Regions from separate parts of the Homo sapiens genome. Here region 1 is linked to region 2. Evidence: read pairs that join two places in POLR2A ChIA-PET (ENCODE). Cell type or tissue: PC-3. All regions are shown on one strand. Each heading gives the region's core, and the rest is flanking DNA. Links, peaks and the distances in the headings are about the cores only. Region 1 overlaps CNN3 (calponin 3). Region 2 overlaps ALG14 (ALG14 UDP-N-acetylglucosaminyltransferase subunit).

Region 1 (4,398 bases), core at 315-4,314, 85 kb after region 2:
CCTTAATGCCAAAGTCACTTATTTACAGTACCAAATCATGATATAGCAGCCAAGCCCTGTTAGAATTTGTCAGTTTAAATTCTTCTGAAATACGTAGTTCAGATGTTTTCCTTCTCTTCATTGTTCTCTTCACTGGTCATGGAAACGTCATTGCTAATTCCCCAAATGCTGTTGGCTTTACTCTCCAAAAGCCACTGTACCTGCTTGATACAGTGCCCCTTTCTACTGAGTCTATGCAAGTTAGATTTATTTTTACACAGTACAAAATTGTATTGGTGGTGAGAAACTGGAAACCTAAATTTCAGAACAGTAGTCAGTTGGTTGAATTACAACTCCATAAAAGCAAAGTGTAATGTAAAATTATACACTAGAGTTTGAAAAGATAGGTTATGGGGGAAAAAAATCAGATCATCAAATACTGTGGTCAGTATGGATTTTTAAAATTAAAAATGCACATGTTTTTGTATGTATTTGTATATATGTGCATCTATAGATATATACATAGACACATAGGTTAAAAAGCTAAAAGGATATTCACAAATGTTGACAGTGAATGGATGGTGGTATCACAATGATTTTTCCCCCCTCCTTTTTGCTTATATGTGTTTTCTGAATTTTCTTCAATGAACAGATTTTATATTAGTAATAAAGATTTTCTTTAATCTTATTTTTAAAGAAAAAAGATCCAACATCAGAAAAGTGTGCCTAACCAGTGGAACAGGGTGTAATGGTTGGTCCTGAAGCCATACTGTTCTCAGTGGGGAAGAAAAATTAATTATTGTTTCCCTGAACTTTGCTGAGTTCAAATTCCTCATTCCACCTTTCTCCAGCTCTGTCCAAGGACATGGGAGTTACAGGAATAAAATGTGGTTCCTTTCTGGAGAAAATGTTGGTGATTTTGAAACTTTAAAAAGCCCTTGTTAAGCTCCCAGAGAAAACACTTGGCATTTGCTTTCACATTTTATGTAAAACATTCCTGGAGTAGAACAGCATATTGCTTGGCCTAGGATTACTTCTGTTGAAATAACCGAAGCTGGTACCTCTTAATTTGGTTATCTGGGGAAAGAGTAGCAGAGGAAATTATTCTGCCACTGTAATGACTTTTGGTGTGTCAGTCCACCTGTTAAAGTGTGTTTAATTCTTCTATGTATGAGTTTTTATCTATAGTGACTTTAAAATTTTCTTTTTAAAGTTAGCACTTGAAATTTGTTTGTAGACACATAGAAGAGTTGACTGGAGCCTCAGCTCAGTAACTTGTCGGTTGTGCCCCTTCTGTCTTTTTGGTAGCATGGAAAGTTTTGTTTGTGTTGTGTATATTGTTGACATCTGATAATTTGTGCAATTTTATTTTTAACTTAAAAGATGGGAACCAACAAATGTGCCAGCCAGGCAGGTATGACAGCTTACGGGACTAGGAGGCATCTTTATGATCCCAAAATGCAAACTGACAAACCTTTTGACCAGACCACAATTAGTCTGCAGATGGGCACTAATAAAGGAGCCAGCCAGGTAAGCAATACCTTTTTATACGTGTACAAGAGTACACTTACCTTATTTTTATTAACCAGAAGTTTAAAGTAGGTATTTTTTGTATAGTTTATTTAGAGTATATTCCTTCAGGAATGTGGACTTTGCTGGGAAAGCAAAATAATCAAAAGACCTTTTCGATAGCAGCAAAAGCATGATGTGTCTCGTGGTTTTTGTTGGCAGTTAGAACAGCTGGCCTTTCTACCTAGCCAGCAGAAAAAAAGATATGTTTATTACAGTGTTCTTGCTCCAAAATCCAAGTAAAATATTGCTCATTTAAATGCTGACTTTTTTTTTTAAGGAGCCCTTAATTAATAGGTAAAATTACCTGGTGTTCCACTAAGAAGGATTTAACTAGCATTCCTATTAGATGTGTCAATATAAGGAGATGGAAATGCAACATGGTGAAAATACCAGTATACCACATCCAAGATAGAAATATTTCCTTGTTAAAAATAGATCACCAGCACCTCAGAAGGAAGTTCAACAACCATTTGAGAACAGACAGGTCTCACATCCAACAACAGCTGGGATAGGGTTTGAAAAACATTTTCTTACCGAGTCCAAGGGAGATTTATCAAACTTTGCCCTTATGGAACACATCCTACCGGGTGCGGCATTATGTCTCTCATAGCTGCCACTCACGTTTACTTTTCTACCCACTCTGAACCTGGAAGTGTGTGCTTGATGTAAGTAGAGAGATGAAGTATGAGTTACTGTACTCTGAAAAAGAGGGGAGTGGCTGTGAAGTGGCTGGTTCTTCTGTATCTCAGCCTTTTGAAAAGACTCAAGTCCTTAAGATCTGCTCAACATAGTTTCTGTTGAATATATTATAAATTTTTGAAATTGGTAACCCAGATAATGTATGTGGTCCCCATGGGCATTCACATGGAACTTTCTGGTGTGGAAGCATTATGATTTCACATTCTTTATGTCTCATTCTCTCTTAAATCCAGAGTAGGTAGTAATGTCTCCATTTTGCAGTTTGAGAAACCTAAAGCTAAATTTACGTGTTTGAGGCCACATAGTAATTTTATAGCAGAGCAAGGATTTTGAAGAAAGGTCTCACCTAGCTCAAAAGCCAATGAATATTGCTTCATGGAAGTGATTCGGTATCAGGATATTTTGGTTAAGCTAGCTTTACCCCTGAACCAAATGAAAGTTCATGTATTACTGTTCATATTCAATGTGAATTCTATAATTTATAAATTATTCACAAGAATAGATTCTAGCTGCTGTTTTAACTTTTATACTATGTTCTAATACCAGGCAGGGATGTTAGCACCAGGTACCAGAAGAGACATCTATGATCAGAAGCTAACATTACAGCCGGTGGACAACTCGACAATTTCCCTACAGATGGGTACCAACAAAGTTGCTTCCCAGAAAGGAATGAGTGTGTATGGGCTTGGGCGGCAAGTATATGATCCCAAATACTGTGCTGCTCCTACAGAACCTGTCATTCACAACGGAAGCCAAGGAACAGGAACAAATGGTTCGGAAATCAGTGATAGTGATTATCAGGCAGAATACCCTGATGAGTATCATGGCGAGTACCAGGATGACTACCCCAGAGATTACCAATATAGCGACCAAGGCATTGATTATTAGATCCACACAGAAGGAGCTCAGTATTTAGTCCTTTGTTTTTATTCAGTGAGAACCAAGCTAGCCTTGAGTAATTTTTATCTTGTCTTCCTAAAACACTATTAAGCTTATTGTACTTTTAAGAAAAATTGCCTTACGTACATTCCTTTTTCCTTTTTCTGCCTCTTCCCTCAATAGTTGCCTTTTAGTGCTGTAATAGTTAAATCCTACAGCATAATCAATAACTCGCATATGAAGTAAAAAGGAATACTGTGAAAGGGGAGTACTCTTGTACAGCCAGTTCTTTTATGCAAAAATCTATGCATTTTTACAATCTTATATTAAACTGGTATTTTCAAACAATAGGAAACTTTTTTTTTTTTTTTTTTTTTTTACAGTTTAGTGTATCTGGTTTCTACATGGAAGACTAAACTCATGCTTATTGCTAAATGTGGTCTTTGCCAACTAAATTTAAGATGCAGCATTTTAGAAATTTACATATCAATGTTTCTACAGTATTGTTTGCTAATTTTTAAATAAAGTCATGATCAGTGTGCATTTGTGATTATATGTGTACTCATTCTCTTACCTAGCGAACAAGATCTTTTCAGAGTGGTGTTTCTAAAAGAGCATGTACAAAAGTGGCCTGTGGACATTTAGGCCTGGGTGATGCATTTGCTCTTCCTGTTTGTGCCAATGTATCAATGTAGAGTTGCTCTGTTTTCTTCAACTGTATTTATTGCTGCATTTCTCAGCATAAACTTATCCCATTGTATTTTTTATAAATAAATATTTTTTTTGAACTTTCATATGAACCACAGGCTGATTATTTTCTGGCTAGCTTCTAGATAGGTAGGGTCAGATTTTTTTTTAAGTACCTTTTTCCTAGGTACTGTTACAAGGTACATTAACATTTTATTTACTTCACACAACACTGCACTCTATGCTTAAGGAGATTGAGGCTTAGGAAACCATTACACATAGTAAATGACAGAATTCTAATCATTTTCTGACCCTTGCTTATTTCACTGACTTGGCTGGCCCAGATTCATCTTAAATTCAACTTGGAATAATCTTAAAATCTTTAGGAATATTGACAGGAGGGGTGGGGAATTTTCCTATCTTAGGGTAAGTAAACATGAATAAGAAACATGCTAGGTCAGCCATAGGATGTGCTGCTTGGTAATAAGCCAGGGTTTATAGTGAAACATAAACCTTCAGTCCTGACAGAGGGAAGGACAAACAATAGCTAGGTGTCATAGTGACAAAAATGCAGTCACTAAA
Region 2 (4,398 bases), core at 189-4,188:
ATTTGTGCATTTTTTTAAAGAGGAACAAATGTGAAATTCTTTCTGTGACATTCAAGATCCAGCAATCCTTGCATTATTTTTTAGCTGTAGTTTTTATTTTGTTCTGTATTATTGAAACAAAGACTAAGAAAAGAACACAAATAATCCAAGGATTAGGGAGTGCATTAATAGAGTGGTTGTCAACTGGAGACATTTGGCAGTGATTGGAGTCATTCTTGGTTGTCTTGATTACTGGAATCTTGTGGGTAGAGGCCAGGGATGCTGCGAAGCACGCTAAGTAAGATGCACAAGACAGGCCCCCATAACTAAAATATCCAGTCCAAAATATTAGTAGTGCCTGGCAATAATTGGATTTTTGGAATTCTAAACATTGAAAAGATTCAGAGCAAGTTTGTAATTTAGGTTTAAGACAAAGAGGAAAATTGTAGAGTTATAGAACCCTGAAAGACATTTAGTCCAGCCTACCCATTTTCTAGTAAGGTAACTGCTAGAAATAAAAAAAAAGTGACCTGAAGCAACGTAACTCCTTCACCTCCTAAACATGTGATCAAGCAACTTGCCCAACTTCTGTGTGCCTGCCTTTTCTCCTCTGCAAAAAGGGATGATACAACTTGCTTGTGCTCACTTTGGCAGCACATATACTAAAATTGGAATGATACAGAGTTATTAAAAACAAAAAAAAGAAAAAAAAGAGAACTTGTCTCAAATTATGATTGCTGTGACGATTAATTAAAATGTAATACACGTAAAATGTTTAGTGCAGTACTTGGCCATAGTGCGTTGTGAATAAATAGCAGTGGTGAGGGCCGAGGTGGTGATTGTTCTTTATGCTGTTGCCCAGAATCACAGAGCTGGTTTGCAGTTTGTTTAACCTTGTTCCCCTGACTCTCAGTTCCATTTTCTATTACACTGCCTTGGGGGACTATGAAGAAGGGTTATAGGGGCAACTTAATGGAGATTAAAGACCAGTCTGGACAGCAGCTTAGTAGCTGGTAATTCAAGGGAAAGTCTGAAGACAAATTCTCCATAAAAGACAGAAAGGGGATTTGTAGATGGTAGGTAGAGAGCTTTGAGGAAGACATAAGGAAGATTGGTCTCATCTAAAACAGACTCTTTTCCCAAAGCTCTGTGAATGGTGTTTCAGGTGGTCACACCTCCTGGTGGAGCCTAGACCAGGTGACCTTTTTCAAACCCTACAGCCCTGACCATGTTCACATGGAGGCAAGATGGCTCTCTTTCTGTCGGGGAGAGTCCTTGAAATGCTGGGGTGGTATAAACAATATAGACAGTATATATGGGAACCTTTCCAACTCTAAGATTCTCTGGTGCTAAGTTTTGTGGACCTTAGGCTGGTAAGATCATGTGACATAGAGCATGCCCAATAGATATGTGTAGACAATCACAAACCTCTTGTTTTATGGTTTGTGGAATAAAGTGCTTTATTAGATTTTACTAATTCAGTCAACATGAGCATATAATTAAGATGTTGTGTAAAATGCTTTTTCCTCTGAAAACAGTAATATCTTACCAACAATTCTCTGAAACAGGTTTTCTCTTATTTTCTTCAATGGCTTATAAAAATTCAGCTGGGCTCGGTGGCTCATGCCTGTAATCCCAGCACTTTGGGAGGCTGAAGTGGGCAGATCATGAGGTCAGGAGATCGAGACCATCCTGGCTAACATGGTGAAACCCCATCTCTACTAAAAATACAAAAAAAAATTAGCCGGGTGTGGTGGCGGGCGCCTGTAGTCCCAGCTACTCAGGAGGCTGAGGCAGGAGAATCGCTTGAACCCGGGAGGCAGAGGTTGCAGTGAGCCGAGATCACGCCACTGCACTCCAGCCTGGACAACAGAGCGAGACTCCATCTCAAAAAAAAAAAAATCTTCATAGTCAATTAAAGATATTTTCTCCCAAATCAAGAATAAGTTGGTACATTAAAGAAAACAGTGAATCTCAGTTGATTTTGTTTTCTGTATTTTTATGTGACATTCAAGGTCCACAGAGCAGTCAGAGAAGAGCAACACATGCCTGTCCGATGAGTGCTGACTGAGCACCAGGAACTGTGCTAGAAGTTAGAAGTTAAGTGATTTGCCCTGAGTCACACAGTTGGTAAGCAAGAGAGCCAAGACAACACAGCTCTGCCTGGCTCCAAAGTGCATGGGCTTAAACATGCGCTGTTTGCTGCATCCTGGTTCTTGACAGAGAAGGACTTATTAGAATCATAAGCAGATCCCCTCTGAAATCAGGCTGTTCTTAATGCAAAATGCCTCCCTTAGATTATTATTCTGTATTTTCATTTGACCTTCAACTTTTTCTTTCAGGTGTTGTGTAACGGACCAGGAACATGTGTTCCTATCTGTGTATCTGCCCTTCTCCTTGGGATACTAGGAATAAAGAAAGTGATCATTGTCTACGTTGAAAGCATCTGCCGTGTAGAAACGTTATCCATGTCCGGAAAGATTCTGTTTCATCTCTCAGATTACTTCATTGTTCAGTGGCCGGCTCTGAAAGAAAAGTATCCCAAATCGGTGTACCTTGGGCGAATTGTTTGACAAATGGCAACTGACTTCTTTAGAATTTTGCAGTTAACAGTAGTATGTACTCAAATTGGGGGGAAAAAAACCCTACATGTTTCTTGTAAAGGCGTCTGACAGTCCTGAGAATTATTGATGGTAAGGAATAAAAAATGTACAGATGACTCAGTGAAGAAACTGAGGCTTCTCTTATGAAACAAACATTGATAAACGTAACTACTAAATGTTTATGCCTCTGTAAACCAAATTTCTTTTCTAGATAAAAATATGTATTACTACCTGCAAATTTTCTTCTGGCTGTTTTAGTAGTATTTTTTTTACAGAACTAAATATAGAGTTTGTATGATTAGTAATATTTCCTGTCCTACAGCTTTTTTTTTTTTTTTTTTTTTTTGTAAAGTATTCTGCATTGTAAAAGAAGAGAGAAAAAAAGTATTTCTGAGTTTTGGTTCAGATACAAAAGGCTTTATTTCCTGTATGGAAACAGTGATGTCCCCAGTGAATCCTTTCAGCATAAAGGAAGCAGTTATATTAAATTGGCTTCATGACAATTTGCACTCCACAAGCCTCCAGAACCTTGAGCATAAACCAGTATCATTTTTTGTACTTCAGTCTTGCTTTTTGAGTAGTTGGCCTTAATACAGAGTATCTTTTAAAATCTCTTGTTTAGGCCGGCATGACGGCTCACACCTGTAATCCCAGCACCTTGGGAGGCTAAGGCGGGTGGATCACTGGAGGTCAGGAGTTTGACACCAGCCTGACCAACATGGTGAAACCTTGTCTCTACTAAAAATACAAAAATTAGTCAGGCGTGGTGGCACATGCCTGTAATCCCAGCTACTCGGGAGGCTGAGGCAGGAGAATCGCTTGAACCCGGGAGGCAGAGGCTGCAGTGAGCCGAGATTGCACCATTGCACTCCATCCAGCCTGGGTGACAAGAGTGAAACTTCGTCTCAAAAAAAAAAAAAAAAAACAAAACTCAATGATGTAGGGACTGTTATTATTCCCATTTTACAGATGACTTGTCCAAGATCACATGAGTAGTAAGTAGCAAAGCCAGAATTCAAGTTCAGGTAAACCTGACTTCTTAGTGGGGCCAGTTTCACGGGTGTGTGGCCTGTGCAGTCACACAGAGTTCTGCACTGAAGAGGGCCTCCACTTGGTTTAATGTTCTGCTGTGACTCTCTTGAACTTCTGAATATTTTTTTAAACAATGAACTTATATTTTAGACCCTCTGAATTCTTTCGCTGGTCCTGCTTGAGACTGTGTTTCTAGTGGTGCCATGTCTACTGGAATAGAAGTACAATAGTTAGTGCAGTGCCTGGCCCAGGAGCTCCTCAAAAACAGGAATTCCATTTCCTTCCCTCTAACCTCTGCTTCTTTAACAAAGCAGCCAAAAAAAAAAAAAACAAAACAAAATAAAAAACAGAAAAGAGAAGATTCTCTCCTGTAGTATATATAGGTTTTTTCCTCTTAAATCTTTTGCTTTATAAGTATGATATAAATCTAATAAATAGTGATTAGTGAAGTGATTGAATTTTTGTGAAAAGAGACATGATTATCCACGATCATGTAAGATTAAAATCCTGAGGCTGATCCAGCCTTTTTTCTTTTTTTTTTTTTTAAAAAAAAAAAGCAAAAAAAACAAAAAAACTGTCTTCTCTGAATCATGTAACAGGCGCATCTGTCAGCCGGACATCTTCCTAGGTTTTTGGCTGGAGAAATGTGTAGCCGAAGGTGTCTCAGAATGGTGAGAACACTTTGCTGTCTGGATTTAGTGGGCCTGGGGCAGCCAAATGATAGTTCATTGTGCTTTGATTTTAATCCTCAAATCTCAGTCACTGGTTGCTTCCCTGGAGTATC

What was found. ChIA-PET counts read pairs that join two places held together with the same protein. Peaks named below come from ENCODE experiments on the same cell type or tissue, not always from the same donor. Only the 100,000 strongest peaks of a DNase experiment are listed, where the experiment ranks them.
Region 1: POLR2A ChIA-PET joins it to region 2 with 6 read pairs; 3 of 35 experiments call an interaction of 5 or more read pairs at or near these places.

The regions. Positions count from the first base shown.
Region 1 is chr1:94,896,482-94,900,879 of GRCh38, reverse strand. It overlaps CNN3 (calponin 3), which reads left to right. Exons shown (of 7, transcript NM_001839.5): 6 at 1,363-1,509; 7 at 2,797-3,923. The coding sequence ends at 3,138. Among named protein-coding and RNA genes, the nearest start is that of CNN3-DT, 28 kb to the left of the region's middle. In PC-3, for the core only: no CTCF peak of the experiment used is centred there; no DNase peak of the experiment used is centred there.
Region 2 is chr1:94,981,230-94,985,627 of GRCh38, reverse strand. ALG14 (ALG14 UDP-N-acetylglucosaminyltransferase subunit) reads left to right here. Exons shown (of 4, transcript NM_144988.4): 4 at 2,322-4,398. The coding sequence ends at 2,552. Among named protein-coding and RNA genes, the nearest start is that of CNN3, 56 kb to the right of the region's middle. In PC-3, for the core only: no CTCF peak of the experiment used is centred there; a DNase peak (open chromatin) is centred at 2,087; H3K27ac peaks cover 717 bases.